2 separate regions of the Homo sapiens genome follow, and region 2 is linked to region 1. Evidence: chromatin loops called from intact Hi-C (ENCODE). Cell type or tissue: CD14-positive monocyte. All regions are shown on one strand. Links, peaks and the distances in the headings refer to the core of each region. The heading gives the core; the rest is flanking DNA. Region 1 has its middle 71 kb from the start of MEX3C. Region 2 has its middle 15 kb from the start of MEX3C.

What was found. A loop is a pair of places that touch in the nucleus more often than their neighbours do. Peaks named below come from ENCODE experiments on the same cell type or tissue, not always from the same donor. Only the 100,000 strongest peaks of a DNase experiment are listed, where the experiment ranks them.
Region 2: a loop joins it to region 1, with 10 times the contacts of the local background. A loop is called at or near these places in 2 of 110 quality-filtered maps.

Annotation. Positions count from the first base shown.
Region 1 is chr18:51,260,646-51,277,270 of GRCh38, reverse strand. No RefSeq gene overlaps it. Among named protein-coding and RNA genes, the nearest start is that of MEX3C, 71 kb to the right of the region's middle. In CD14-positive monocyte, for the core only: no CTCF peak of the experiment used is centred there; a DNase peak (open chromatin) is centred at 10,350.
Region 2 is chr18:51,204,182-51,220,806 of GRCh38, reverse strand. No RefSeq gene overlaps it. Among named protein-coding and RNA genes, the nearest start is that of MEX3C, 15 kb to the right of the region's middle. RefSeq lists a silencer at 8,909-9,008. In CD14-positive monocyte, for the core only: no CTCF peak of the experiment used is centred there; a DNase peak (open chromatin) is centred at 9,026; H3K4me3 peaks cover 1,094 bases; H3K27ac peaks cover 1,186 bases.

The DNA.
Region 1 (16,625 bases), core at 5,391-13,390:
GGCTACTCAGCCCCTCAAATACTGATTGTTACTTAAGTCCACACCACAGGTTTGTAAAATAGCATGAAGGATGTTCGAAATAATTGACACTGGCAAAATGAGTGATGTTCAAGGAATAAGGTTGCCATAAAAATTATCCAGGCCCCTTGAAAACATTAATGCTAAATAAGCCAGACACAAAGGGACAAATATTACATGATTCAACTCATACGAGGTAGTTGGAATAGTCAAATTCATAGAGACAAAAAGTAGAATGGTGGTTTCCCAGGGCTGGGAGTAAGGGAGAAAGGAGAGTTATTTTCTAATGGATATAGAGTTTCAGTTTGGGAAAATAAAAAAGTTTTGGAAATGCATGGTGGTGCTGGTTGCACAACATGATGAATGTACTTAATGTCACAAAACTGTATAGTTTAAAACCGTTCAAATAGTAAATTTTATGTATATTTTATCACAATGAGAAAAATTTACGCAGACCCTCCCATGCCTACATGAATGAAGTGCAAGGAACAGGCAAGCCCAGGATCTAATACCGTTGGAGAAAACATTAGAGAAAGTGTCTGTCCCCACAATTTAGGGACTCCAACCAATATCTCATGTTAACATTTTAATCCAAAGTGGCTGCAATGATGTACGATAGCCAGGATGGCCAATCTTAGGCTCTGGGATTGACTTGACTTCAAAGTCATCAGAAATCATAGCATCCACCTCTAAGTAACCCTTTGATGAAGTCAGTGAGAGGGGCCTCCCCTGAGTTTAAGGAGCACAATGTGTGACTATTTTTATGCTTGTATATCTGGCAGAATTCTGTCAAAAATGTGCTTTCACTGTAACATCCCACCATTGGCCAGGTTGTGGAGAACGTTTCCCCCCTAATCTCCAGAGGCTGCTACTCTTCTAACCAAGGAACCTGACAATTGCTGAACAGGCCAGATTCGCCTAAGCCACTATCCAAGTTCAGAAGAAACTCAGCCTGGCCTTCAGCCAAGAATGCAGCAAAACAGACAGTAGCTCAGGCCTCCAGCCTGGCCCCAGCTGAGCCGACAGCTGCCCAAAAACTTCACCCTGATGGGATTGCTTTGACTTGGAGAAAAGCCACAGGATTTTTGAAGTCCCATCTTGTCTCCACCCAGACTCAATAAGAGAAACTGTAGCCACACCAAGACCAGTTGCTGGGCAATATAAGGGAAAAAAGGAAAAAGACTACTTAATTAAGGAGCTAACTCAGTTATCTATCAGGAAAGCTAAGTGCATGCTGCAGGATAGATAAATATAGACCTTAAATGTAAAATATTACACCGTATCATAACTAAGTTAAAGCTCATAAAGATTAGAAAATTGTTAATTCTCAAATTTCAGGAACATTGCATCATAAAAGAACAAGGAGTGAGAAACTGAAACCGTCAACACAAGGTCCACCAACCCAAATGAACTTCAGATATGAATTAGTTAGCTCTTTCAGTTACCAGTAAATATTTACTGAATGCGTCCAATATACCAGACAGCTCTGAGATAGCATGCAGGAATAACAGTGGTATGGTCTTTTTTTTTTTTCCTATTTCCGTAGGAGCTTATGGTTATTAAAAGGAAGGCAGAAACACAAAAAAAATAAGTTAGTGGTTAAAGGTTTTTTTTTTTTTCTGCAATACTTTGGTGTCAGAAACAAATATGAGGATTTTCCATACTAACAGTCAATTCTCCAACACAAACTAGGTGGCCTACAACTCAACTCAATTCAATGCTGACATTAACTACCCGGACTCCACAGGTTTAAGGGCTGAGATCCACAACACTGTCCCCACCTCAGGCGCCAATTGCAAGTATTGGGTTTCCAGGTTACCCACACTTCTGTCCAACTCGGCAACAAAGTTCCAGGTTCCCATAAGCCCATTTAATAATGTGCCAGAACAGTGGGCAGAACTCAGGAAAGCAATTTGCTTACATTTACCAAGATACAACTCAGGAACAGCCAAATGGAGGAGATGCATAGAGCAGGATAGGAAGGGGGCGGCAGGGGTGATGCACAGAGCTTCCATGCCCTCTTCAGGTGCGCCACCCTCCCGGCACCTTGATGAGTCCACCACCCAGAAGCTCTCTGGATTGTTCAGTAGTGTTTATAGAGCTCAATCTCCAGCACTCACCTCTTCCCTTCCCAAAGTCGGTAGGTGAGGCTGAAAGTTCCAACCCTCTAATCACTTGCTCTTTCTGGTGACCAGCCCCATCCTGAGGCTACCTAGGGGTCCCACTGTAAGTCACCTCCTTAGCATAAACTCAGGTGTGATGGAAAGGGGTTTGTTATGAATAACAAAAGACACTCCCCTCACTCAGAAAATGCCAAGGGTTTTAGTGGCTCCGTGCCAGGAACTGGGGACAAAAACCAAATATACTTTTGTATTAATCCACAGTGGTCAAATAAAATATTCAGGGTGGGTTCTGTGGGGGTGCAAAGAAGAACGAGATAATTTTATTGAGGGTGATGAGTTGGAAAAAGCCTCAGACAGGAGGCTGTGACTATGTTTTAAAAGGCAATAGGTGTTCACTGGGCAGACAATGGAAGGAATGGCAAATGGACCAAGAAGAAGGAAATGGCCCAGTGCCGCACACTCGAACTCCTGACCTCGTGATCCGCCCGCCTTGGCCTCCCAAAGTGCTAGGATTACAGGCATGAGCCACCACGCCCAGCTAGCCAGAGGAACTTTTAAAAACTATATCAAATGAGCTGAGTGTGGTGGCTCATGCCTGTAATCCCAGCACTTTGGGAGGTGAAGCAGGCAGAGCATTTGAGGTCAAGAGTTGGAGACCACCCTGGGCAACACGGTGAAACCCCGTCTCTACTAAAAATACAAAAATTAGCCAGGAGTAGTGGCAGGCGCCTGTAATTTCAGTTACGCAGGAGGCTGAGGGAGAAGAATCACTTGAACCCATCAGGCAGAGGTTGCAGTGAGCAGAGATCACGCCACTGTACTCCAGCCTGGGCAACAGAGGAAGACTCTGCTTCAAGAAAAAAAAAAAAAAAAAAAAAAAAAACTGTCAAATGGCCGGGCACAGTGGCTCACATGGTGGAAGGATGATCACTGAAGGCCAGGAGTTCAAGACCAGCCTGGACAACATACTGAGTCTCCCAACTCTACAAAAAAAAAGATTTTTTTAAAAATTTTTTTACTTAAAAAAAAAAAGCTATAACAAATTTTATCACTCTTCTGCTTTCAACCCTCCAAGGATTTTCCATCCCACATTAAATAAACTCCAAACTCTTTACCCTGGTCAGCAAGCCCCTATGATCTTCCCCCTGCCTATTTCTCTGTCATAAAGTAACTATGTTTTTTCCCTTTGTTGGCTCTGTGAAAGATGCAGATACCAGGATGAAATTGCGTTTGTCAGACCCAGGCAAAATAGGGCCAGGAAGAGAAGGTATGAAGGAGAGGACTCCCGTTTACACATCTGAGATAAGAACTCTTTCCAAGGACTTTCTAAAAACCCCATAAGAAACCCTTTCACATCCTTTATGCATCTCCTGATTTGATAAAGTTTATCACTAGACACTCTGAAGGACTGCAGTAATTCAGATAAGATGTTCTCTGAAGAACACTTGCCCAGTAACAGGATCTCTACCAATAAACTGACAACTCTGGCTTTGAACCTCAGGAACCAATGAACTCTGTTTCTAAGCAGCTTATGTAAATCTCTTTTTGCTAATAAAAGCTCCTCTTATCCTTCCCTCAATGCACTGGTGGTTTGCCATTCCATGCATTCTGAATTATAATCCTTATTTCTTATTCCTGATTAAACTCAACATATTTAGGGATAATTTTCTCATGTCTTTTTTTAGGTTGACAGCTCCATTCTAGCTTAATTGGGCCTCATGACTGTTCCTCAAACGCGCCATGCATTTTCCCATCTCACTGTCTTTGTGCTTACAGTACCCCCAGTTAGCAGTGGAGGACCTTGTCAATGGCACAAGAAGTTTGGAGGCAGGATAATGAAGTGGTTGACAGCACAGACTCTGATTTCAGATTTCCTTGGTGCAAGGCCTCGCTCTTCCTCTTATTAGCTGTGAGAAATTATTTAACTTCTCTTTGTCTTGCTTTCCTCGTCTGTAGGATAGAGACGCTAAACAAAAATAGCATTTACATCACAAGGTTATTGAAAAAATCAGATAAGTTAATTCATGCAAAGCATTTAATATAATGTCTGGAACATAACATAGATGTTAGATTACTTCTTTTTCTACAGGTGAAGGTGGAACACATTGAAAAATTTTGTTTCATTGCTGTTGTTGTTTTGGTTTAGTTTTGGCTTTTTAATTCTTTTTAATTTTTTGAAATAGAGTCTCACTCCATTGCCCAGGCTGGAGTGCAGTGGTGCAATCTTGGCTCACTGCAACCTTCGCCTCCCTGGTTCAGGCGATTTTCATGCCTCAGCCTCCCAAGTAGCTGGAACTACAGGCATGCACCACCAGGCCTGGCTAATTTTTGTATTTTTAGTAGAGATGGGGTTTCGCCATGTTGGCCAGGCTGGTCTTGAACTCCTGACCTCAAGTGATCCACCTGCATGGGCCTCCCAAAGTGCTGTGATTACAGGCATGAGCCACTGCGCCTGACCTCTCAATTTTTAATTTTTGTGGGCACATAGTAGGCACATATATTTATGGGGTACATGAGAGTTTTGATATAGGCATGCAATGTGAAATAAGCACGTCATAGAGAATGGGTATCCATTCTCCCAAGCATTCATCCTTTAAGTTACAAACAATCCAAATACACTCTTCTAGTTATTTTTAAATGTACAGTTAAGTTATTATTAACTGTAGTCACATCGTTGTGCTATCAAATAGTATGTCTTATTCATTCTTTCTATTTTTTTTTTTTTACCCATTAATCATCCCCATCTTTCCCCAGCCCCCCACAACCCTTCCCAGCCTCTGGTAACCATCCTTCTACTCTCTATGTCCATGAGTTCAATAGTTTTGATTTTTATATCCTACAAATAACTGACAACATGTGATGTTTGTCTTTCTGTGCCTAGCTTATTTCACTCAATGATCTCCAGTTCCATCTATGTTGTTGCAAATGACTGGATCTCATTCTTTTCTGTGGCTGAATCACACTCCATTGTGTATATGTACCACATTTTCCTTATCAATTAATCTGTTGATGAACACTTAGGCTACTTCCAACTCTTAGCTATAATAAACAGTGCTGCAACAAACATAGGAGTGCAGATACCTCTTCCATATACTGATTTCCTTTCTTTTGGGTATATACCCAACAGTGGGATTGCTGGGTCATATGATAGCCCAATTTTTAGTTTTTTGAGAAACCTCCAAACTGTTCTCCATAGTGGTTGTACTAATTTACATTCCCACCAACAGTATATGAAGTTTCCCTTTTCTCCACATCCTCACCAGCACTTGTTATTGCCTGTTTTTTGGATATAAGCCATTTTAACTTGAGTGAGATGATATCTCATTGTAGTTTTGATTTACATTTATCTGATGGTCAGTGATGTTGAGCACTTTTTCACGTGCCTGTTTGCCATTTGTATGTCTTCTTTTGAGAAATATCTATCCCAATCTTTTGCCCATTTTTTATTGAATTATTAGATTCTTTCCTGTAGAGTTGTTTGAGCTCCTTATATATTCTGATTATTAATCTCTTGTCAGATGAGTAGTTTGAAAATATTTTCTCCCATTCTATGGGTTGTCTCTTCATTTTGTTCATTGTTTCCTTTGCTGTGCAGAAGCTTTTTAACTTGATGTGATCCCATTTGTTCATTTTTGCTTTGGTTGCCCATGCTTGTGGGGTATTACTCAAGAAATTTCTGCCCAGACAAACATCCTGGAGATTTTTCCCCAATGTTTTCTTGAGTAGTTTCATAGTATGAGGTCTTAAAGTCTTTAATCCATTTTGATTTTATTTTTGTACATGGCTAGGGATAGGGGTCGAGTTTCATTCTTCTATGGATATCCTGTCATCCCAGCCATGGTTTATTGAAGAGACTGTCCTTTCCCCCAATATAAGTTCTTGGCACCTTTGTAGAAAGTGAGTTCACACATTGAAGCATTCTGAACAAGAGTAAAATAAGGTCAATTTTCCACTTTATTATGTCTGTGATTTAGAGTGGAGGGAATGGAGGATAGATTTGAATAATAAGGAGTTTTTGTATTCCTTTATTCAGCAAACTGATTCCAGGCAATGTGCTAGACGCTGGGAGAGTTACTGTTATGGTTTTGGATTCAGGTTCAAGTACCAAGCATGAACAGTTTCCCTGCACCTGTTAAAACTGCATTCAAAATCGGCCCCTCCAAGTAGATAGGCCAAATTCTAGGCCTGGGTTCTTCTTAATTAAAAAGTGGAAAAGGATATTCAATTGGAAGTTGAGACCTAGATTCTGATCTTCATCTGAAAACGGGTGATATGGTTTGGCTATGTCCCCACCCAAATCTCATCTTGAATTGTAGCTCCCATAATCCCCACATGTCATGGGTGGGACCCAGTGGGAGGTAACTGAATCATGGGGGTGGGTCTTTCCCATGCTGTTCTCATCACAGTGAATAAGTCTTGTGAGATCTGATGGTTTTCTAAAGGGCAGTTCTCCTAGACACAGTCTCTTGCCTGCCACCATGTAAGACATGCCTTTTCTCCTCCTTCACCTTCTGCCATGATTGTGAGGCCTTCCCAGTCACATGGAACTGTGATTTCATTAAACCTCTTTTTCTTTATAAATTACCCAGTCTCAGGTATTTGTATTTCTACATCACAGTATGAAAATGAACTAATACGGCCGGGCGCAGTGACTCAAGCCTGTAATCCTAGCACTTTGGGAGGCCAAGGCAGGCAGATCACGTGGTCAGTAGTTCAAGACCAGCCTGGCCAATATGGTGAAACCCCGTCTCTACTAAAAATACAAAAATTAGCCGGGCATAGTGGAGCACGCCTGTAGTCCCAGCTACTCAGGAGGCTGAGGCAGGAGAATCACTTGAACCCGGGAGGCAGAGGTTGTGATGAGCCGAGATTGTGCCACTGCTCTGCAGCCTGGGAAACAGAGGGAGATTCTGTCTCACAAAAAAAGTAAGAGAAAATGAACTAATACAAGAGGGATGGTCATACCTTCCCTAATGACCTCACAGAATTGCTGTGTATATAAAATAAGATACTTGACATGGAGGCCCAAGGAAAGACTTCATTCTTATCCTGGATAAGTTGCTGTTATTTTGGGGTTTTTTAAATAAAAGGAGTATATCCTCATGGACAAAAACTCAAATAGTGTAATAAGGTAAAAAATCAGAAATTAAAGTCTTCTTTTTCCTGCTCAACCCATCCTTAACCCATGTTTTCTCTACCCAAAAAGTAGTCATACTTTAACAGGTTTTTTGTTTTTTGTTTTTTGCTTTTTGTTTGTTTGTTTGTTTTTGAGATGGAGTTTCGCTCTTGTTGCCCAGGCTGGAGTGCAATGGCACGACCTCAGCTCACCACAAGCTCCACCTCTCAGGTTCAAGCGATTCTCCTGCCTCAGCCTCCCGAGTAGCTGGGATTACAGGCATGCACCACTATGCCTGGCTAATTTTGTATTTTTAGTAGAGATGGGGTTTCTGCATGTTGGTCAGGCTGGTCTCAAACTCCCGACCTCAGGTAATCCGCCCACCTCAGCCTCCCAAAGGGCTGGGATTATAGGCATGAGCCACCATGCCTGGACCCACTTCAACAGTTTTTTCTGCAGCCTCTCTGGAAGAAAAAAAAAATCTTGCACATATCTGTACTTTACATGTGTGTGCCTTTAAATTTTTACATACCTGGGATTGCGGAGGTTTTAAAACATAAACCCTAAATTATTTGACACTCTTTGTATCAAGAGGCAAAGTCTAAATTCCCTCCCCTTGAGTCTGGGCTCACTGACTGCTTAACTCAAGTTCAAATAGAATATAGTACAAGCGATGCTGTGCCAAGTGTTTGGACCAAGACCTCAAAAACTGGTAGCTTCCATTTCCTGTGCCTTAAGATGTTTGTTCTCAGAACTCAGCCACATGCTGTAAGCAAGCGGGACAACCACATAAGGATGCCCCATTCAAGGCAACAGCCAACATCAACTACAAGATATGTGAACAAGAAAGCCTTCACATGATTCCATCTCTAAACATTAGGTCGCCCCCAACCTCTAAGCCATCCTGCTAACTCCAGGTGGAATAAGACAAGCTGCTCCTGCCAAGCTCTCCCAATTTGCAGGTTTGCAAGCATAATTAATAACTGTAGTTTGAAGTCACTAAGTTTGGGATGATTTTTATGCAGCAATAGACAACTGGAGCAGTGATCATATTTTACCCACTGCTCTGAATATTACATTTTTGTTTTTAATAAAATACCTTGGAGATCTTTCAGTAATAACACATACATATCTAAATAGCTTATTTTAATAACCTAGCCTTCCATTGCATGGATGTTCCATATTAAATCAATCAATATTCTATTAATGAGCAGTTAGATTATTTTCAGGGTTTTAGCATTACAAACAACACTGAAATGAGCATTTTAACGTATTTTGGAATATATCTGTAGGATAAATTTCTAATAGTTAAATGCTGGGTCAAAAGGAATAAGCATTTAAAATTTTGATAGCTATGAGCAAATTCCATATCCCTCTCCCCAAAAATAATAAAGGTTGCATCAGTTTATGCTCCTACTTATTTTTCTATGTCTTTAGCACTGGATTTATCAGATTTTTGAATTTTTGCAAATCTAATATTTTTTAGAAAGTTACCTAATTATTGTTTTGTTTGCATTCCTTTAATTATGGTTGAGAATATTCTGGTTCAAATTCTCTGAAGAAGCACAAACCAAATTCAGTTTTAGTTCATTTGGAGGTTCTTTCGGTTTGTTTGTTTGTTTGTTTGTTTGTTTGTTTTTAGAGACAGGGTCTCACTATGTTGGCCAGGTGGGGTTTTGTTTGTTTGTTTGTTTGTTTTGTTTTTGAGATGGAGTCCTGCTCTGTTGCTCAGGCTGCAGTGCAGTGGTGAGATCTCGGCTCACTGCAACCTCTGCCTCCCGGATTCAAGCGATTCTCCTGCCTCAGCCTCCTGAGTAGCTGGGATTACAGGCAGATGACACCATGCCCGGCTAATTTTTGTATTTTTAGTAGAGACGGAGTTTCACTAAGTTGGTCAGGCTGGTCTCGATCTCCTGACCTCGTGATCTGCCCGCCTCGGCCTCCCAAAGTGCTGGGATTACAGGTGTGAGCCACTGCGCCCAGCCTGCCAGGTGGGTTTTGAACTCCTGGCCTCAACTGATCCTCTCCCTGCTTGGCCTTTCAAAGTGCTGGGATTACAGGCATGAGTCACTGCTCCTGGCCTTAATTTTGGAAAAACAGCCATATACTACTTGAGGCTTGGAGGAGATAGGATTGCCCCAAAGGAACCCTAAAGGCTTCTCCTCTTCTTCCTTCCTCAGAGAACCCCAATTTGTTCAGGTATTGGGGAACCTTGTGTTTCAGGGGAAGCTGGGCTTATACCTACCCAGAAACTGACCTTTGATTACCCTAAGCCAGATGTTCTCAAACTTTTTGATCTCCACATCCCTTTAAACGCTTAAAAATCATTGAACATCTCCAAAGCACTTTTATGTGGATTATACCTATTGATATTTACTGTACAAGAAATTAAAACTGAGAAATTTTAAAGCATTTAATTCATTAAAAATAACAGTAATAAACAAATTACATGCTAAAATATTTTATGAAAAATAACTATAATTTTCTGAAGAAAAAATGTAGCAAGAAAACAGACATTGTTTTACATTTTTGCAAATTAATATCTGGCTTAATAGAAGACACCTGGATTCTCTGCTTCTGCATTCAATCTGTTGCAATATTGTTTTTGTTGAAATAAAGAGAATCTAGCTTAATTCAAATGTAGAGTGTTTTAATAGTTTTTAAATAATTGTGGATATTCTTCCCTAATACTACACTAAAATTTAATAAGTAATATATTCTTTTTTTGCCTTAAACAACATTTATTTTCTCAGAGTTCTGGAGGCTGGAGGTCCGAGATCAAGGTGCTGCAGAGCTGGTTTCTGGAGGGGCTCTCTTTCCAGTCTGCAGATGACTTCTCACTGTGACCTCACCGGGCTTTTCCTCCCTACACACTGGACAGCAAGAGCCCAAGAAGTGATTTATTCTTAGCAGTTAGTAGTGATGTTGAATCAGAAACCAAATCACTAAGCTTTTCATATGTGTTACATTAAAATCTACTGCTCTGTCCTGAACTTTGAAATTTTTATCCATGCATGTCTGTGTAACATCACGCTTTGGTCATTCAAGACATCAGCTTACTGAATGACTCAGATCTAATGTTGATGTGTTTCATTACACAATATCAAAAAAACCACAATTTACTTACATCACTACTATTCTAAACATAGGTCTTTCAGGTTTGGGAAGTTGTCAAGAATACAGCGGCAGCTATAAGTTTTTTGAAATTTTTTTTTTTTTTTTTTTTGAGACAGACTCTCGCCATGTCACTTAGGCTGGAGTGCAGTGGCATGATCACAGCTCACTGCAGTCTTAACCACCCCCCAAGCTCAGGTGATTCTCCCACCTCAGCCTCCCTAGTAGCTGGGACCACAGGCACACACTACCATGACCAGCTAATTTTTTTTATTATTTCTGTAGAGACAGGGTCTCCATATGTTGCCCAGGCTGATCTCAAACTTCTGGGCTCAAGTGATCTTCTCACCTCTCAAAGGGCTGGGATTATAGGCATGAGCCACCACACCTGGTCTTGAAATTCTAATTGTTGCTTAGAAGTCTAATTCTTGGCCAGGCACGGTGGCTCATGCCTGTAATCCCAGCAGTTTGGGAAGCCAAGGTGGGCAGATCACTTGAGCCCAGGAGTTTGAGACCAACCTGGGCAACATGGAGAAACCATGTCTCTACTAAAAATACAAAAACTAGCTGGGCGTGATGGTGCACGCCTGTAGTCCCAGCTGCTCAAGAAGCTGACGTGGGAGGATCACCTGAGCCCAGGATGTGGAGGCTGCAGTGAGCTGAGATCACACCAGGTCACTGCACTCCAGCTTGGGCCACAGAGTGAGATCCTGTCTCAAGAAAAACCCTCTAATTTTCATTGACAATATATATTTTTAGTTGTTTGCCTCTTAATTAATTGTATTGTGTATATTTAAGGTATACCACACAATGTTATAAGATACATATGTAGTAAAATGGTGACTACAGTGAAAGAAGTTAACATAGCCATCACCTTCCATAGTTAACCTTTTTCTTTTCCCTGTGGCCAGAACAACAATAATCTACTCCTTTAGCCAAAAATCTGGATACAATACACTATTATTAATTATAGTCCTCATGTTGTACATTAGATCTTTAAACTTGTTCTTTCTACATAGGTGCTATTTTGTATCCTTTACTTACATCTTCCTATTTCCTGTCCTCCATCCTGCCCCTGATAACCACTGTTTTATTCTCTATATCTGCATATTTGACAGTTTTTTTAGATTCCACATCCATGTGAGATTATGCAATATTTTTCTTTCTGTGGCTGTCTTATTTCACTTACTATAATGTTCTCTAGGTTCATTCATGTTGTTGCAAATGGTAGGATCTCCTTATTTATTTATTTATTTAATCTTTTTTTTTTTTTTTTTTTTTTTTTTGAGACGGAGTCTCACTCTGTCACCCAGGCTGGAGTGTAGTGGTGCAATCTCAGCTCACTGCCACTTCCACCCCCTGGGTTCAAGCAATTTCCTGCCTCAACCTCCTAAGTAGCTGGAATTACAGGTGCCCACCACTATGTCCAGATAATTTTTGTATTTTGTTTCACCATGTTGGCCAGGCTGGTCTCAAACTCCTGACCTCATAACTCTCCAGCCTCAGCCTCCCAAAGTGCTGCGATTACAGACGTGAGCCACCGCGCTCAGCCTAATCTTTTTTTTAATAGAGATGGGGGTCTCAGTATGTTGCCCAGCTTGTCTTTAACTCCTGGGTTCAAGTGATTCTCCCACCTCATCCTCCCAAATTGCTAGGATTGCAGATGTGAGCCACCATGCCCGGCCTCCTCCACTTTAAAACTGAATAATATATGCCTCAGTTTCTTTGTCTATGACAGACACTTATGTTGTTACCACATCTTGGCTGTTGAGAATAACGCTGCAATGAACATGAGCATGCAGAAATCTTTACAAGGTGGTCATTTCATTTTCTTTGGGTATATACTTAGAAAACGGGGTTCTGAGACAAATGTTAATTCTATTTTTAATTTCTTTAGGTACCCCATAGTGTTTTCCATAATGGATGCACCAATCTACATTCCCACCAAGAGTGTACGAAGGTTCTCTTTTCACTCCAGCCTTGCCAACACCTGTTCTCTCTTACCTTTTTGATAACAGCCATTTTAACAGGTGTGAGGTGATAGCTCATAGTGGTTTTCACTTCCATTTCCCTGACAGTGATGTTGAGAATCTTTTCATACGTGTACCTGTTAGCTATTTGTATATCTTCTTTGGAGAAACAGCTATTCAGATCCTTTGGCCATTTTTTAATCTGGTCATGTGTTTTCTTGTACTTGAGTTATACAAGTTCTTTATAAAGTTTGGATATATTAACCCCTTATCAGATATATGATGTGAAAGTAATTTTTCCCAATCTGTAAGATGCCTTTTCATTTTGTTGATTAGTTAGTTATTTTCCTTGAAGTGACAGGCTGACTTTGTTCATTTTTAAGAAAATATCTGCCAAATGCCCAAGTCTGAATAGCCATAGTTTGTCTGACATTTGTTCTTTCCAGTAAAAATGGTGTTCCAGGAAAAAACAAACAAACAAAAAACAATGGCTAGTCTAGCTGGTGACTCAAACAAATGCAAAAGTGCTCTTTCTTGAGACAATCACCACACAGGTTGTTCTGTCTTGGTTTGCAGCAGAAGTGCTGTAATGTTTAATATTTAAAATATGTGTGTGTTCAAAGGTTGTAATTTATTAAAATTAGAGTTTTTGCCACTTCATCAAGGAATTCATAGGTGGAATTGGCTTTTTTAAAACTGATATAGCTTGAGGCCACTACCTTGACTCATGATAAGGTACCAGCTTTATCCACCATTGATTTTGAACCACCAGCAATAGTCAATACAGTGGAAAAGTCATATTATAATGGAAAAGACAAAATAATATATTGTGAAAAATTTTGTACATTGCAGATCCCCTAAAATTGTCTTGGGATCCCCAGAGGTATGCAGACCACTGATCTAAGCCAATCACAGTAGATCACTTTGCCTTGCTACTGATTTGTGCAATTCCAGCCAATGAGATGTGAAAAGAAATCTGGGGATTCTGGGAAAGTTCTCCATACTCTTTCCATGCGGTTCTTCTTTCTTCCTTCCACGTGGTTTTGATGGGACTGCCAATCAAAAAATGGTCTCAAGAATGGGTTGGGGGTAGGTTCTATTCCAGCCTTTGGTTGATGGTGTGTGCAGATGAAATGCTTAAAGCCATCTTGAAATCATGAGAGGGCAAACCTGAGGTCAAATTTCAACACTTCAAGAATAGCAGAGCAAAAAGAGAATAATGGAAGAGACTGAAACTTTTATAACATTACTGAAATTCTAATCAATCCTAGAGCCTCATTACCTCCAGTCTTACTATGTAAGATAACAAATTTTTTTGTTTGATAAATATTAATTGTGCTCTTCTGTTACTTGTAGCTAATACCAAGAGGAAAGCATCAGAAGGGCACATGATGGGCTAGGCCCCTCATTCATGATGGGATCTTGGAAAGTCATTTCATTGCTCTTCCACTGTTCAAGGTGGAAGTTGGATTAAATAATATCAAGGGACCCTTCCTATGGCTTTTAACAGGTTTGCCATTACTTCAGCTAGAGATTTGGTAACTTAGAGACTTGCAACGTACTTATCTAAGCTAGCCTTTTTTGGCTAAGTCAATAAGGGAGTTATTCCTGTTAGATTTAGGTAGTTTTTCTTCCTGCCACTGATGTTCCTTGAAACTGCTCTGAGGATTGACCTGCTTTAGAAGGCTTGAGATAACAGGTGTGGCTACCTCATGTCAGAGTGTAGGTTATGTTATTAAAAGGCCTGTTCCAGAACTGATAAAAGCTGCCTCTCCACAAGAAATCTCAGAACTTCTGTGAGTTATAGCCCTTTATCTTCCTATAGGGAAAGTTCTCAGACCTAAAGTGTTGAAGGCTATAGCAAGCAGAGTGCTTGAAACATATGCTTGGGGAGGCGTGTGCATGGGTTAGGCAACAGTAAAATAGTTAAAGGATTGTAGACCTTAGAGAAAATGGTCCTTTATTACTAGAACAAACTACTCAGGTCAACTTCACTCTAAATCACTTTTGTTTTTCAGTAGGAAATAAGTTTGCTTAGCCGTGATTGCCTTTGGTTAGTGTTATTATAAACCATATTCTTTCATTTTTATCTCTCAAGCAGGTGGTCCCTGGAAAATTTCTAAATTGAATATGAATTCCAGAAGATGATGTCTCGTGGAACATTGGCCAAGGCCATTGAAGTTCTATAGGAGGGCACTTGGTTGAGAACAGCATTTAAGAAGCAAGATCGATCAAACAATTGGAGCATTATAAATGCTTGGTGGTTGACAAGCTTAGTGCATTTTGCTAAGAAATTCTCCTAGCAAATCAGGAATGATTGACTCTTGAACTTCTGGACATAGCAGTTCATTCTTGCAGTCTAGCACATGAGAGGTGATTAAGAGATTTCTTAATCAGAGAATCCTTGGAATTTTTATAATCTTCCCTTACCAGAGGGAAGCTTTGTCTGAATAGATGTTCAGTATCTCTTTGAGCTGTCTTCTCCCCATTCCCCCACACCTCCCACCCAGACTTTACCAGAAGGGCAGAAGGACAGCTAATTAGCTTTGTTGTGGCTGGAATCAGAAGGAATGAAGACGATTCTTATTTTCATGGTAGCTCCCAGCTTCTTTGGAAATACATAAAGAATTCTATTTTTAAAGTTCCTGCAGTTGGGCTATTCTAATAATATAAGATCTTAAAAGCTGATTCCTACCTTAATTGTCTACTTGTCTATCTCCTCCACCATATTGAGTTACTGAATGAGAGAAACTACCTTTTATTTCTATGACTGGAAGTATTTGGTCATAACAGAGAATCAATAGATTTTTTTGAATAAATAACTGTGTCTGAATGAATTAATGAATTAAAAAGCTAATCAGTTTCTTTTTCTAGAGACAGCTCTCATTTTCTTGTGCCTAGCATTTTCTCTTTATTTCAGTAGCAGCAGCCCTCTTTCTTCCTTCCATGTGGTTCCGATGGGGCTGCCAATCAAAATACCCTACTCTCCAACACTACCACAGGGGTGCACATCATCCCCTCTGGGTAATCATGCTATTCCCTGTCACTAACCACAGAAATTGGTCCAAGGAACAGGTAGATGACTCAAGTAGGACCAATTAATTCCCCAGTGTATGGATCGTGGGAGAAAGATTCTGTTCCTTGCTACTGAGGCTCCTAGATTACTTATCCTTGGGAATGCCGGTGTTCATGTTTTCCTCCATATAAAAGCAGCCTATCCAGAGTAGAAGAAAACGTGGAAAGCACAGAAAGAATCAAACAGGTGGAGGGGAGAAGATGAGAATAAGAAAGGGGGAGAGAATGAGAAGGAAAGAGAACCAATCATATTTCTTGTAACCCTGACCCCCTCCCACCCCATCCATCCCATGTCTTGCATCCGGTTTTTCCCTTTATAGTAGTCAGTGTTGGAGTCTCGACTAATATGCTCCCAAGAATTACACCCTCTCTTTACAGCATCAGAAGCTTTTCTCTAAAAAGATAGATTACACCGCATAGCTGTTATGGGTTGGCTCTATTCTGATTCACAGAAGAAAACAATGAGTACATGGCATAGCCCTTAGCTTTCATTCATTAGACTTTTGTAGAAATCACACTTCTTGGCCAGGAATGGTGGCTCATGCCTAGAATCCCAGCACTTTGGGAGGCCGAGGCGGGCAGATCACCTGAGGTCAGGAGTTTGAGACCAGCCTGGCCAACATGGCCAAACCCCGTCTCTACTAAAAATACAAAAATTAGCCGGGCGTGGTGGCGGGCGCCTGTAATCCCAGGTACTTGGGAGGGTGAGGCAGGAGAATCACTTGAACCCAAGACGTGGAGGTTGCAGTGAGCCGAGATTGTGCCATGGCACTCCAGCCTGGGTGACAAGAGTGAAACTCCGTCTCCAAAACAAAACACACTTCTTTCCACCTTAGAGACAGGCCAAAATCACCTTTCATGCGACTCTGAGCCATGGTAGAATCACACTGCCTGCCAGTCCCCAGTTCTATCTCTAAACACTTCAGTCTGTGTCTACACAGCAATGTTTCAGTGCTTGTTTGGATTTTTTAACGTCTATAATTTTCTAATGACTTGATTAAGACCAAGTTCTAATCCTTGTGTAGAAACAGAATATAATCCGAACAAAGGTGAGAACTGTTAGCTGTGCTTAAAATGGTGACTAAGAGAAAAACTTTATGTCCCATTAGGGGTAAAAAAAGAATAAAATTAAAGAGCATCCATCCTACATGCCACAAAGCCAGAGCTGGCTGCCACGGTGGCAGTAAAGACACAGGTGAGTAAACACAG
Region 2 (16,625 bases), core at 5,277-13,276, 56 kb after region 1:
GGCAGCTGGAGCTGACTAACACAGGAGACTAGGTAGAGAGTACTATTAACCAGGATACAGAAGGAGGTTCTTTTGGGAGAGGAAGATGGTGAGTTCAGTGTTAACACTGTATAAATCAGGACTCTTTGGCTGCCAAGTCATGGAAATCCATATCAAACTACTTTAGGGAACTTCATAAATTCACCAAATGGTGGAAAGTAGGGGTTGAGAAAACTTCTTCAAAACTGAACTCCAAAAGCACCAGGATTAGCTCTCTGTCCTGACCTCTGTCTCTCTCTTTCCCTCTCACCCTTTGGCTTCACCTGTATTTGGGCTCATTCTCTCAAAGCCCTTCAAGTGGCAAGGGATATTCCACCAGCAGTTCTGGAATCCAAGAAGAAAGAGAGCTACTCCTTCCTTGCAACTTTGAAAAATTCCTGGAAAGAGATCCCACAGGAATCAGAAAAATGAATGAGATAGTCTAAGTCCCTTCTTTTGAGGAATTATAGTCAAAAAAACACAAAAACTTGAAGACACCTCTGATATTTCCAAAGAGCGGACCCCAATCCTGGCATGTAATAAGAGCTCAATAAATATTAAATCAAAGGACAATGAAAGGACACTTTCCATAAGATAATTTGGCATTTATGAAGTACCTTCATGGCATACATTTTCATCTATTATAGAGTCTCTCCTTCGGCCCTGGCCTCAACTCATATGTCAAACAGTAACAAGTAGGTTGAAGTTTTTGGACAGAAGAGCCAAATTCTGCAGTCACACTTCACTCAAAACTCCTGGGAGACCAAGCAACAGGAGGCAAAAGCTGGAAAACACATTACACTTCGCATAAAGAATTTCTCCCCACCCCCACCCACCACCATCACACCATTTAAATTGTCCCGCCAACTCACCAACACAGCAGTACCCACTGCACCATGTGTTAGGAGAGGAGGCTCAGAGCCCTAGCGAACCGCTTCTAAAGACTATAAAACCAGCTTTACACTATCACAGTGAACACTGGTTTCTCTTCATAATTCTACTGAGCTTCTCTAAAGACAAAGATTGGATGGGCATGTTTAACAGCGATATTCATAAATGACAAAGACTAAAATCAGATTTCAAAACTGCACAGTGCATCTTCAGTATTACAGCACACAATGTTTTTTGCCTTTTGTCTGAACCTCAATATATTTAGTTTTATTATATACTAATTTTATTTTATTTTATTTTATTTAGGCTGCCAGTAACATTTATTGAGGGCTCCCTCATGCATGACCCTGAACTATGTACCAAGAGAAAGATAAAAGCAGCTAAGTTTCCCCAGGGCACAATCAAAAGAGTATCAAGAACATTATTTATTTGATAAGTCTAGATTAGACCCCTCTTTCTCAATCTCTGAATCCCAGTCCCCCAGAAACCTCTTTGTTCTGATCCTATGGGACTCCACACAGACTCATAAGTGGTCATGACCATTCTTTCCCCTACCTTATTGGTGGCCTCCAGTTCTTTCACCATTTCCCTGCTGCCACTGTCACAGCCCTGTCATCACCAGCTGGGTATCGCCTTGACTGTAGCCAAGGAACATTTATTTGTTCCAGCTGAATGATCTACTTATCTATTGAGTGGGGTGATGAGAAGGAACAATTCTAGACTGACCCACAGGTTTCTGATGTGAGAGATGCCATAAACTGAATTGCATGCCCCACTCCATACCCAATTTCATATGTTGAAGCCTTAACCCCCAATGTGATGGTACTTGGAGATGGGGTGTGCATGTGTCCACACACGTGCACACACACACACACACACAACCCCGTGATGTATTCCATTACTCATCACAAGATAACTCTACCCTGGCCTCCATTACTTAAAGAACTCTAAAGATATAGTTCGCTCCACTTGCTTTTCATTACAACCCTCCTGCCAACAACCCTGGCACAAGTCTACAGGGACTAGCTTAACAATATAACACTGTTAACATCTCTAGCGGTTAGGCCAAAAGGCCTTCTGGAAACCTCCACCCTCACCAGCCCTTAGCCTCCTGTTCTTCCTGCCTCCAGCGAAGGTCTTACATCAAGCTCATGTGCATCCTCTCCTCCCTCAGGTCTGTATTTCCCTTCTGGGTGCTCACTCAGAGGGGACTCCTGGTTACCCTAATGACTCAGGAGTCTTGGGCTTGGAGTGGGCGTCCTGTGAGCGAAGCCACTCAAAGGGGCCCACACACCTATCAGAGTCCATAGCAGAGAAACATTCTAGACCTATGCCCCTGGGGCTCCCTCTACACAAAGATGATTTATGGTCAATTGTTTGGAACTCAGAGCCATTTTCCTCCCTAAACAAACTAAAGAGTGGTGGGTAGGTGCTCAGGAGAACTCACAAAACTCTATTTGACCAACAGACCTCATCTGGAGTTCTACACATATGATAGAACCTACCTAACAATATCCTGCGGTTCTATGGTTGCCATGGGGAAGTGAGTTCTAAGTTCCAGCCAGGATCACAACTCTGCCACTGCCATCAGCAGGAACAACCCAGCTTTCACCTTCCACTGCTTGCCATCCCAAAGGTAGGGAATTGCCTGAAGCCTAGAGAGTGTTTGTTTGTTTGTTTGTTTGTTTGTTTGTTTTTTAACGGACAGGGGCAGCCACTTTGAGGGCTGAGGTAAGAGGATCACTTGAGCCCAAGAAGTAGAGGCTGCAGTGAGCTGTGATCACACCACTGTACTCTAGTCTGGACTACAGAGTGAAACCCTGTCAAAAATGAAATGAGGCTGGGTGCAATGGTTCATTCACACCTGTAATCCCAGCACTTTGGGAGGCCCAGGCAGGTAGAGCATCTGAGGTCAGGAGTTCGACACCACCCTGGCCAAGATGGTGAAATCCCATCTCTACTAAAAATACAAAAATAAGCAGGGTGTGGTGGCATGCACATGTAATCCTAGCTACTGGGGAGGCTGAGACAGGAGAATCACTTGAACCGGGGAGGCAGAGGCTGCAGTGAACCAAGATCGTGCCACCGCACTCCAGCCTGGGAAAGACAGAGAAAGATTCTGTCTCAAAAAAACCACAAAAGAACAAAAATGAAATTAAAAGGGATGAGGGAAACAGAAAGATGTGACTCTGGGAGATGAAGCAGGCTGTACAGGCAGGGGAGTTCAGAAGGGCTGCCTCAGGGTTTTGGGCTCCTCCAGAGACTCAGGCTGCTCCCCTGTGTGTCAACTCAGAAGACAGGCCTTGATGGCATGTTCAGCCCGGATAGGACTCCCATCACAGAGTCTACACTACTGCACTGATGCTGCAGAGAGCAATGGATTTGGGGGTTCTAATGGAAGAGAAGGTGGGAACTAAGAAAAGTCTGTCAGGTTTCTGGGTGAGGTCAAATAAGGAATTTTTAAAAAACGATTAACAACTAAAGCTAGATCAGTATTTGATCAGTATTGTACTTAATGAGGTCAAATCCAATTTAATACACTATTATTATGGAATTCTGAATACAAATATTGAATGTTTGTCAATCCTATTAGATAGGGCCCTTTTGTAGATTTGAGAGACCCCTCGGCCTTTGTCTATGTCTAATCTGTCTCTCTTATTTGCACTTTAATTAATACTTGGCTTGTGTAGAGTCAGATAAACTTACTTATAAGTTAAGAAAGCTAAATGTAAAGAAAACAAGTATTAACCTCTATTATATTTCCCTGGATCTGTTCAGAAAGGTAAAAAATATATATATATATATATATTTTTTTTTTTTTTTCTAGATGGTGGAGTAGGAGGAGGTGTGAAAAAGTTTTCTATATTTTTAATAACCTTTGTTCAGAGACCCAAAAAGTAATTTTTTAAATGGCAGTAATAATATGAAAATGTTTCTTTTCATTGCAAATATGAATGGATTTAAACGACTTTTATCTAAGTCTACTGTCTTATTCTGCTCTCATCTAAGTCTATACTCTCATTTTATTTAAGATATTATGGTGTCAAATTACTTTCACCTGACCACGTACCTGAAGTGGAAAAAAGGGAAATGATGATTTAGAAAGTTTACCAGATTCAGGAAAGGAACTGAAGGGCTATTTTAAATTCCACAATCCTGGTAGCTTTGGTGTTCTGTATTAACAGATTAAATAGTTCCATGAGAATTATTTAGATGCAATCAATTCAATGGTATTTTCTGAAACTATTATGTGCTAAACAATGCATTGTAGTGTGTCACACGAGGATCTACACACAAAAGCACACAGCATGGTACCTTCATTGATGGAACTTATAATTATTTACATATGTGAAAAGCCAGAGAACTCTGTTTAACATGTAACCAACTACTAAACCCAGTGCCTATTGCTTTCTTAAATAAGAGAAGATGAGGGACCCAAGGTAGCTCCAGCAAACAAGTTACAATTTAAATAGACTGACAAATCCTTTGAATGTTGGAAATTAACAAGAGCCCAAGTAAGGTTAAGCTTGGCCTTTTATAAGAAAGTATGGGCCAGGCTGGGTGGCTCACTCCTGTAATTCCAGCACATAGGGAGGCCGAGGTTAGCGGATCACCTGAGGTCGGGAGTTCGAGACCAGCCTGGCCAACACAATGAAACCCCGTCTCCACTAGAAATACAAAAATTAGCCAGGTGTGGTGGCACGTGCCTGTAGTCCCAGCTATTCAGGAGGCTGAGGTAGGAGAATTGTTTGAACCCGGGAGGCAGAGGTTGCAGTGAGCCAAGATTGTGCCACTGTACTCCAGCCTGGGCAACAGAGTGAGACTCCATCTCAAAAAAAAAGAGAGAGAGAGTATGAAGAAACTGGGCTGGGCACAGTGGCTCATGCCTGTAATCCCAGCACTTTGGAAGGCTGGGCAGGCAAATTGCTTGAGCCTAGGAGTTTGAGACCAGCTTAGGCAACATGGCAAAACCTTGTCTCTACGAAAAATAAAAAAATTTAGCTGGGCGTGGTGGTACATGCCTGTGGTCCCAGCTACTGGGGAGGCTGACGTGGGAGAATCACCTGAGCCCGAGGGGAAGGCTGCAGTGAGCCATGATCACACCCACTGCACTCCAGCCTGGACGACAGAGTGAGATCCTGTCTCAAAAAAAAAGAAAAGGAAAGGAAAAAAACTGGCCTGAAGTGGGAAAGTTACTTTGGAACACATGGGAAGAGATAAGAGAGAGGAGAACGTGTTTTGAGAAGATGAGCTTGTCAGTGGTGTGGAGGTGCATAAGAGGAAAATATATCAATTATGAGGTCACTGCAGTCTTCTAAGGGGAATGTGGCCAGAGTTAGCACTAGTGTGGACGTATGAAAATGAAAAGGGAGAAAGACAAAAGGTATTTCAGCAGAAATACAGACACAACGTGTGCATCATTAGAGTAGGAGACAATTCTTGTTCCTTTTAAAATTTTCATCTTGGTTCTTTCCTTTTGTCTGGATCCATTTCCTCTATGTCTTTTATTTTTTTGTCTTGTTTTTTGTTGGTGGTGATTGGGTTTAAATTTTTTTTAATTTTTTTAATTTGTGTTTTAAATTATACAAGCATACATGTTAGTTTTGGAAATTTTGAAAAATATACAGGAAAAGTATAAAGACATTAAAAAACACCTGTACTCCCACCACTCAGATGATTTCAGATAACATTTTTTTCCAATCTTGATGGATGCATTTAGGAGTGATTATTAAACAAGATGGGCTGGGTGGAGTCCATAGATGAAGCAGCTTGATGGCTTCCTTCCCACCATGGCCTTGGAGCATACTTCATCAGTTCCCCATTCTCTGCCCTGAGCCACGGTTCAGGAAGATCCCATAGCTTTCCTGTCATTTTCAGGTATTGGCACTGAGTCACGTGCCGGCATTAAAAGTCCATATCTAAGTCAAATCAATACTTCCGCCTCCCTGAGCTCAGGATCTGCAGTTTAGGGGCTTGGAGTGGAACAGGTCATGGTCTGCTTTGTCATTCTTGTCACCCCATCCTATTCACACTGTGAGAAAATCCATATACCCTTACTCCAAGGGTGGAAGTGAGGCTTGTGCCTACTGGTGCTCGCTCTCTCTTTGCCCTGACTTTGTGGACTACTCTAGCCAACTTCCCACTTTCGGATATTGCCACAGCTGTCTCAGGCACCAGGGTCTATGCCACAAAGCACTCTCTACCCCCATAAATTCACTTCAATTGTCCTTTCTGAGAAATCTCTTATATAGGCTGCTGCTGGTGATAACGGTGAGCACTAGGCTTTTCTTTTTTAAATTTACAGTAAATATTGTGAAGCTCTGTCTAACCCCTTTTTTGAGAATATGAGGATATTTGTTATCAATTACTCTTAGCTTTGGGCTTTGGCCAAAAGTTCAAGACGATAGAAAAAGTCCATTTCACATCCTAATACATATACACACACACATACACACAAAATAATAATACTTAGGCCATGCACAGTGGCTCATGCCCGTAATCTCAACGCTTTGGGAGGTCAAGATGGGAGGACTGCTTGAAGCCAGGAGTTCAAGGCCAGCCTGGCCAACATAGTGAGACCCCATTTCTTTTTCTAGGAAAAAAAAGAAATAATAATAATAATTGAGACCACATCACATCATTTGCATCATACTTATTTTCCACTAGCATTATAGAGTGAGCATTTCCTGTGTCACAAAACTATATTCCAAAAACATGAATTTTTTCTTTTTTTTTTTGTTAATAACTGCATCGTATAATGGCAGTAATACAATTATAGGATTAAGAGACCACAGGAGAAAAGGCAGGTGATGTTTCTGGAAGATAGATATGGAGTACAAAAAGGGAGTGGAAGAGTCATGTGACAATCATTGTAAAAATACAGTACAAGGCCGGGTGCGGTGGCTCACACCTGTAATCCCAACACTTTGGGAGGCCGAGGCTGGTGGATCACCTGACGTCGGGAGTTCAAGACCAGCCTGACCAGCATGGAGAAACCCTATCTCTACTAAAAACACAAAATTAGCCAGGTATGGTGGCTCATGCCTGTAATCCCAGCTATTCGGGAGGCTGAGGCAGGAGAATCACTTGAACCCGGGAGGCGGAGGTTGCAGTGAACTGAGATTGCACCACTACACTCCAGCCTGGGCAACAAGTGTGAAACTCAGTTTCAAAAAAAAAAAATACAGTACAAAAACATGATTTTTTTTAAACATGATGTTTATTGGCTTATAATTTTTCATCATATGACTGTTCATTTCTCATTATCTATTCAGCCATCACCCAATTACACATTTATAATTTTGCTAACATAAATGTCATTGCAATAAATATCCTTGTATGCAAATCTTTGTGCACATCTTTGTTTATATTCTTAGGATAATCCTAGAAATAGAATGTTTCAATCAAAGGTTATGGACATTTTTAAGGCTCTTAATACCACAAGAAAACCCCTCAAGAAAAGTGGAATAACCACTCAGTGTGTGGAAGAACACACACATTGTACCCAAATATTATTACCAGATTTTTTACATTTACAATTCGATTAGTGAAGTATCATACTTTCCTGTCATGGTTTATATTTCTTTGTTATTGAGGCAGACTCTTATTTACTCTGTATTTTTTCTTCGGCAAATGGTCTGTTCATGACCTCTGCTTATTTTTCTCTTGGAATCTTAATGTTTTCTTATTGATTTAGAAACTCTGTCCATGTAATAAGAATAGTTATCCTTTTTATCATATTGTATTTGTTGCAAATGTTTCCCAATTTGTTCAACTTGATTTTGCAGTAATCAGGGCAACTCTGTGGGCCTTAGGTAATAAAATTATCATCAACTTTTACCAAGCTTCTAAATCTTTCTGTTTCTCCTTTAATCTCTTGTGGTCTCCATTTGGCTTCATATGCTTCTGCCAGCAGCTTTCTCCAGATTGACAACCTTCTAGCTTCTATATCCAGGGAGGCCAAAAAGATTTAATGTCAGGTAGAAAAACTCAGAGCAGGCTGACCGGCCCAGCTTTATAACATGCTCACCTCCACACCAATCACTGGTGCCAAGAAAAGCAAGTGCTCTGATTTGCCAGATTAAGACATGTTGTTAAAGTGAGACGAGAGCCCCTAAACAAAGGAAAGAGCTGGATAAACTGGTCAGACAAAGCAAAACAAAACAGAAACAAACACAAATACTAACATAGGTCTTCATTAGTATTTCCTTCTACTAGTGTGATACTTCTTTCTTTAACCCAAAATTAATACATTTTTCTTCTGGATTTTTTTATTATTATTATTATTGAGACAGAGTCTCACTCCATCACCCAGGCTGGAGTGCAATGGCACGATCTCAGCTCAGTGCAACCTCCGCCTCCTGGGTTCAAGCAATTCTCCTGCCTCAGCTTCCCAAGTAGCTGGGATTACAGGCGTCTGCCACCACGCCCCAGCTAATTTTTTTTTTTAATTTTATTTTTAGTAGAGACAGGGTTTCACCATGTTGGCCAGCCTAGTCTCGAACTCCTGACTTCAGGTGATCCACCCGCCTCAGCCTCCCAAAGTGCTGGGATTACAGACATGAGCCACCGCACAGGGCCTGGATTCTATTTTTTACATCTAGCTTATCTTCTCCAAATCCCTTTGTGTCCTGTCCTCTAAGGTTCACTTTGTTTTCGCTTTGTTTGTTTGTTTGTTTGTTTGTTTGTTTGTTTTTTAAGAGGCAGGGTCTCTGTCACCCAAGGCTGGAGTGCAGTGGCACCATCATAGTTCATTTTAGGATCAAACTCCTGGGCTCAAGCAATCCTTCAGCCTCAGCCTCTTGAGTACCTAGGATTACAGGTGTGCACCACCATGCCCAGCTGGCTTCATCATTTCTGCTGGCTTGGTCATAGCCAGTACAGCCAGTTCCAGCCCCGGTTCTTCCTGGGTGGTCTAATGTTCCCTTCACCTCCAACACACACACACTCCCTTTCTTCAGTTCATTCTGCACACCATCACAAAATTAACAGTCCCCAAACCTCACATCTATCCCTTCAATGATGTCATTTTCCTCTTCACAAGCCCTTAGTGTGGCCTCCCTGCCCCACCCACTTACCACAGAGAGGAAGTGACCACTAATGTCATGACCACTCACTTGGCTAGATCACAATGAACTGTTATTTCACACAGCTTTCACAACTCTGCTCGCAGATATAATCTCCCTTGTACGGAAGGGAAACTGAAGTTCAAAGAAGTTAAATCATTAAGTAATGCATTGTTCATATGTAGCGAGGCTGGGACTTAACCGCTACTCTGCCTGAATCTTTACACAAGAAACCAACCCATCCACAGTAGATGGGCCTCCAAGCAGAGTCTAAACCCCTTAGCCTTTTCAAATTTCCAGGTTTTGCTTCCTCTTGTTGCCATATATCAATCCCTCATTGTAATCAGATGTGTCTACTCACCTCCCAATCCCACCCCTGAGGCTCCCAAGTCTGTGGGCTTCTCTTTTGCCTCTGTGTCTTTACTTGTGGTAATTCTCACCAAGAAACTGCCTTTCCCCCTCTTTTTTACCCATTTAGAGTCCACCTCCCCTAAATGTCTGCTTAATTTCACTACTTCCGTCAAGACTTTACTATCTTTTTTTTTTAATTATATCTTCTCAAAATGCCTACAATATGTTTCTCTGGCATCCACTGAATTATTAGATCCTTGCCTTCCATGCCCTCGTGCATTCTAACTTTCAACCATTCTGCCACCTAGATTATGAGTCTTTTGTGGTCTAGTGCATGACTTATATTTCCTTGTATTCCCCATATGTTTGGTACAATAACTTGTAAGAAGTTAGTCAATATTTGTTGATCCGTGTCTTTCTCCTCCAAGGGGCTGTATTACCAACAGGGTCTCACTCTGTCACCCAGGCTGGAGTGCAATGATGTGAACACAGTTCACCGCAGCCTCAACCTCTTGGGCTTCAGCAATCCTCCTGCCTCAGCCCCCCAAGTAGCTGGGACTACAGGCACACACCACCATGCCCAGCTAATTTTTTTTTATTTTTGGAAGAGGTGGGGTTTCACCATATTGCCTAGGCTGGTCTCAAACTCCTGGGCTCAGGCGATCTGCCCACCTTGGCCTCCCATCGTGCTGGGATTACAGGTGTGAGCCACCATACCATGCCAAGTCATAATAATTCTTGAAAAGCTTTTCCCCTTTGGCAAAATATTAATTTGATCTTAAGACTCAAATATTTGGACATTCCTATTACATTGGTAATTTTCAAGAGTCAAGATCATAACAGTTGTAAAATGCTGAGAGTATAGATAAATTATTGGGAAATTTACACTAGCAAATATTTAGTTTACCTCCTAATAAACCGCTAATAAACACGCATAGAGAATTTACTACCAAATACCACTATATGGAATGTTTTATTGATGTACCTTAATAGTAGTTCATAGCATCTAAAGAGACGCGAAATCAATTTTAGAGGACCTTAAACTTATTAAACATTACTATTTACTTTCTACCAGATTTTACAATGTTACTTTATATAATAAATAGAAGTTACAGGAAAACAAAATATGTTTGGGGAATATGGAAAATGATCTAAAGATTGTTTTATATTGGAGGTTAGAGTACCTGTTTTAACTAGCAAGGCTTTGAAAATTGCATGAAACTTAGGAGATGATAAATGTTTACAATTTGCATCCACATTGTTACTAACACAATAGCCTGTTAAATCCCTTGGCAGGAATATGAGCAGACTGCAGGCCATCCACATTATTCATCTAGGGGGAAAAAACATTATTCACAAATTTTAATTGCTCCTGTGACACCAACAGTCTGAAAATGAAACATAAAAATGTAGCCTTTGGGAAGTTTTACTGTGCAACGACTTTATGCAACCCTGACCAGAGGGATCGATGTCTCTATCACAATTACACAAAGACCTGAATAAAATAAGTTAATAGTTTCAACTCGGGTCCTAGTGAACCGTTGACATATTTTAAAATTCATTCTATCCACTGTAAACTCAACAAGTCCTACACCTGACCCAAAATAAATAAGTCACCACCTCCCCTAAGAACCAGTGCCCTGAGGGAGAGGTTTTAGCAGAGAGATTTACATTTAGGCTCTCCAGGTAAAGGGAACCAGCCGTTGCCTGCCTAGAGAATTAGGTTGACCTTCCACCTCTAAAGCTAAGACTTAGAGGGTTGCAAAGAAAAAGAGGAGGATTGGCAGGAGAGATGGTGAGAAACACCAAATCAGAGAAGTGACCTTTAGATTCAAGCTACAACAGAAGCCACCGACTGTCATGAAACCCTTGAAACCCTAGAAACATTTACCCCAGACTCACTCTACCTGCAGCCCTCCCCATTAAGAGCAACAGCATCTTCTGCTTGCACAGGCCAAAAACCTTGGAGTTTGCTGGCACTGTCTTCAAAAGTGTGTCCCAAATCCCACTGTTTCTTGTCACTCTGCTCCTCTTTGTGTCATCTACACTCAATTCTCAACATGTTTATATATAAGTATCACTTTTTTTTCCTTTTTGGTACCAATTCCTTGCTTAAAACTCAGCAATGCCTTCTCATTTCCCACAGAGTAAGGCTGAAATCCTTTAATTTTTTACTTTTTTTCTAACAGAGACAGGGTCTCACTCTGTGAGTGCAGTAGCTGGAGTGCAGTAGCACCACCTCAGCTCACTGCAGTGCTGGGCTCAAGCAATTCCTCCACCTCAGCCTCTCCCATACCTCCAACTATAGGTGTGCACCACCAGGCACAACTAATGAAGTCCTTTAAATGGCCTAAAAGTTCTGCATGCTCCACTCCTAATTTAGCCTTCACTCTAGATGTGTGGCTCTTCCTGGAACACTTTTTCCCCAAATACCCCCTTGGCTAACTCCTTAACCTGCAAATCTTTGCTCAGACATGACCCTCTCAATCAGGCCTACCCTGACCCACCATCGTGGGTCAGGATCCTGCCCAAGACCCCTGTAGTTGATATCCTCCTTACCATATTGCACTCTTGTTTATATATATACAGATGTGTGTGTGTGTGTATATATATATATATATGTGTGTGTGTATATATATATATATATGTGTGTATATATATATGTATATATATTTATTTTAAGATGGAGTCTCGCTCTGTTGCCCAGTCAGGTTGGAGTGCAGTGGCACAATCTCAGCTCACTGCAACCTCTCCTTCCCAGGTTTAAGTGATTCTCCTGCCTCAGCCTCCTGAGTAACTGGACCACAGGCACATGCCACCACACCCAGCTAATTTTTGTATTTTTAGTAGAGACAGGGTTTCGCTATGTTGGCCAGGCTGGTCTCAAACTCCTGACCTCAAGTGATTGCCTGCCTCAGCCTATATGACTGGTATTACAGGTATGAGCCACTGCTCCGGGCCTTTGTTTTTCATATAGCATTATCACCTTCTAACATGCTGTACAATTTATTTTGTTATATATTGTTGTTTAACTTTTGTGCCCCACCCCCCTTATAGAATGTGTAGGTTCTGCAGAAGAAGGGATCTTTTTTGTTGTTGTTCACGAATGTGTTCCAGATACTTAGAACAGTGCCTGGGACATAGTAGAGGCTATGTAATTATCTGTTAGATAAATAAATGAATTCATGTTTTATCTGTGAAGAAAATGAGGCACTAACAGGATAAGTGATTTTTAAGCTAAAAAGCAGCCAACTCCCCTTTACTGCATGTCCCCCACGGTCTCTGGAAGATGTATTCCATAGGTTAGGTTATAATGGCAAATTGACATTTTTGTCAGTGTTAGAATACAGTGGTAGAGAAGTTCAGTTCTACATCAATGAATCTTAGAAGTTAAGAAAACGATCATTTCACATTAACTCCTTTTTTTTCCTATCTTTCTTTCTTTCTTTTTCCCTTTTTTTTTTTTTTTTTTTGAGACAAGAGTCTTGCTCTGTGGCCCAGGCTGGAGTGCAGTGGCGTGATCTCGGCTCACTGCAAACTCCACCTCCTGGGTTCAAGCAATTCTCCTGTCTCAGCCTCCTGAGTAGCTGGGACCGCAGGCGTGCGCCACCATGTCCGGCTAATTTTTGTATTTTTAGTAGAGACAGGGTTTCAATATATTGGTCAGGCTGGTCTCAAACTCCTGACCTCAGGTGATCCACCCACCTCGGCCTCCCAAAGTGCTGGGATTACAGGCATGAGCCACTGGCACCCAGCCTTCCAGCCTTTTTTTCATTTTTCTTTTTTTCCTGACCATTAGATCATCAGGAATCATGTTATCTGAAACTATCGCAGAGTGGTGAGAGTACAGGCACTTTTTAATGTCTTCTTTATCTTTAGTAGAACTCTAGATTTCTTTTTTGGAAGCTTTTCAGTTATGAGTTTAATTTCCTTATCATTATAGGAATATTTAGGTTGTTTAATCTTGGTTGAATTTTGGTACTATATAGTTTTCAAAACGTTGGTCCATTTCTTCCAAGTTGTTGAATTTATGAACATAAAGTTGTTTGTGGTAGTCTCCTTTTATGCTTTTAATGGCTTCAGGATCTATAGTGGGATCCCATTTCATTGCCAATGTTGATAATTTGTGTCTTCTTTCTTATTTTTCTCAGTTTTGCTAAATGTTTAGCAATTTTATTGATGTTTTTAAGGATCCATATGTTACATGGAGTTTCTCTACTATTTCCATATTTTCAATTTTATTGATTTCTGCTCTTAACTTTATTAGTTTCTTTTTTTCTGCTTGTTTGGGTTTATTTTGTTCTTTTTCTAGTTTCTTCAGGTGGGGATTTAGGTTATTGATTTGAACCCTTTCCTTTTTTTCTAATATATTTTAGTGCCATAAATTTCTCAGGTGTGCTTTAGCTGTGTCCCACAAGTTTTCTGGGTTTTTTCTCTTTCTTTTTTTTTTTTTTTTTTTTTGAGATGGGGTCTCGCTGTCACCTAGTCTAGAGTGGCGCAATCTCGGCTCACTGAAGCCTCCGCCTCCCGGGTTCAAGCAATTCTCCCATCTCAGCCTCCTGAGTAGCTGAGTAGCTGAGTAGTAGTAGTAGGTGTACGCCACCACACCCAGCTAATTGTTGCATTTTTAGTAAAGATGGGGTTTTACCATGTTGGCCAGGCTGGTCTCAAACTCATGACCTCAGGTGATCCACCTGCCTTGGCCTCCCAAAGTGTTGTGATTACAGGCATGAGCTACTGTGCTTGGCCATCCCACACGTTTTCATATATTATATTTTAATTTTCATTCAGATCAATGTATTTTTTTATTTTCCCTGAAAGATTTCATTGACTCATGGATTATGTGTTGTGTAATCTTCATGTATTGAGGTTTTCTTGTTTTCTTCATGTTATTGATTTCTAGTTCAATTTTTTTATAGTCATAGTGCATACTTCATATAGCTTCAATTATTTTGAATTTGTTGACGTCTGCTTTATAATCCAGGATATGGCCTATGTATACAACTGTTGCATGGGCACTTGGAAAAAAGTTATATTCTGCTGTTGTTAAGTGGAGTCATCTATAAACATCAATTACATCCTCTTGGCTAATGGTGTTATGTAGTTCTACTTTTTTGCTTTCTGTTTACTAATACTTCTATTAATTACTGACAGGGAGTGTTGAGGTCCCCAACTATAATTGTGGATTTGTAGTTCTCCTTTCAGCTTTATTGTTTTCACATTGTTTGGTTTTGTTTGTTTTCCATGTTTTTGTTTTTGTTTTCAATTTTTTAGACACACCCAGGCTGGAGTACAGTGGCACGTTCTTGGCTCACTGAAACCTCTGCCTCCAGGGTTCAAGTGATTTCCCCTGCCTCAGCCTCCTGAGTAGCTGGGACTACAGGCATGCACCACCAGCCTGGCTAATTTTTGTATTTTTAGTAGAGACGTGGTTTCTCCATGTTGGCCAGGCTGCTTTTGAACTCCCAAACTCAGGTGCTCCACCCACCTTGGCCTACCAAAGTGCTGGGATTACAGGCGTGAGCCACCGCACCTGGCCTTTTTTCCATATATTTTGAAGCCTTATTGTTGGAGCATGCACATTTAGAGCTGCTGTGTTATCTGGGTAGATTGATCCTCATGTAAATAAATATGTATTATCAGGCTCTGTGCTATAAAGTGAAATAGTCTTGGGCAGTTTGTGATTAGAGCATATAAGTAGCTTAAACTATGTATTTTAAATGTGTTGGCCAGGTATGGTGGCTCGTGTCTCTAATCCCAGCACTTTGGGAGGCCAAGGTGGGAGCATCACTTGAGCCCACGAGTTTGAGACTAGTCTGGGCAACATAGTGAGACCCCCATCTCTACAAAAAAAAAAAAATTAATTATAAATGTGTAAACCAGGGTTTTGTTGTGTTTTTTGTTTTTGTTTTTGTTTTCAGTAGATTTCATTTTCTAAAGCGGTTTTAGTTCACAGCAAAATTAAGCAGAAAGTACAGAGAGTTCCTATGTACCCCCTCTCCACACAGACACACAGCCACCCCATTATCAACATCCAGTACCACAGTGGAACATTTGTTAGAATTCTTGAACCTACAAACCTACATTGACTCATCATTACCACCCAAAGTCCATAGTCTACATTAGGATTCAGTCTTGGTTCTGTACACTTTATGGGTTTTGACAAATGTATAAAGATGTGTATCTACCATTATAGTATTAAAAATGGTAGTTTCACTGCCCTAAAAATTCTCTAAGCTCCACCTATCTATTCCTCCCTTCCTCCAACCCCTGGCAACCACTAAGCTTTTTACTATCTTCTTACAAACCAGGGGTTTTTAACTTGGTGTTTTATGTTAGTTAAGACAGGCTAACTGGGATGGCTGGGCCTTGGTGTGGACCTGCACCTCCCTTAGCAAAAATTTATAAAATTAAAAAAAAAAAAGATAGGCTAACTGCTATAACCAATGTATACAAAAATATATTTCAAACTCCTTAAAAATCTTTTTTTTTTCCACTCATATAAAGTATGAAACAGGTACATCTGATTGGAGGGCACCTCTGCTCCATGTGGTGACTCAAGCTCCTTTTATCTTGCGGCTCTGTCATCTTTAACATGTGGCTTCCAAGTTCATCATACTCATTTACATCCACAGATAGAGGAGGAACAAGGATGATAATATGAGGGACTCTTGAAGGAAATTCTGTACACTTGGCTAAAACTCAGTCTTCCCAACCACAGTGGAGGCCAGGAAATGTAGTCTAGCTGTGTGCTCAGGAAGAGGAGGAAACAGATTTAGTGAACATCTAGCCAGTCTGTTTCATAGGCCTACAGAACCCCAAGAGATCCATGGGTAGACTTTAAGGGGTCGTTTAAGCATACAGAAATATACGAGAAATGTTGCCTTCATATGTATTTTCCTGGGGAGAGGAAGGGAAGGACTAGCCCTGATTCTATTGACTAGGAATGTAGGTTGGAAGAAGTCAAATGTAAGCTGAGGATTAAAAATGTGTGGAGATGGGGAAGGTGGGATAGAAGGTCAGGGCAATCTGAGCAGAAAAACAACACTAGCAAAGGCACAAAGATGGGATAGTACAATGCATATTTCAAAAACGGCCAAAGGTTCAGATTAGCTGTTGAACTGAGTTTATTTGAAATAATATCCATTTAGTTGGTCAGTCAGCAAGGACATACTGGCCCCTCCTAGGTACCAAGTGCTATGGTAAAGCTGGCTTTATAAAGAAGAGAAGAAGAGAGACAATTCCAGAACAAAGAATGCAAAGTGTTGCTAGGGACATAGAGGACACCATAAGAGCCAA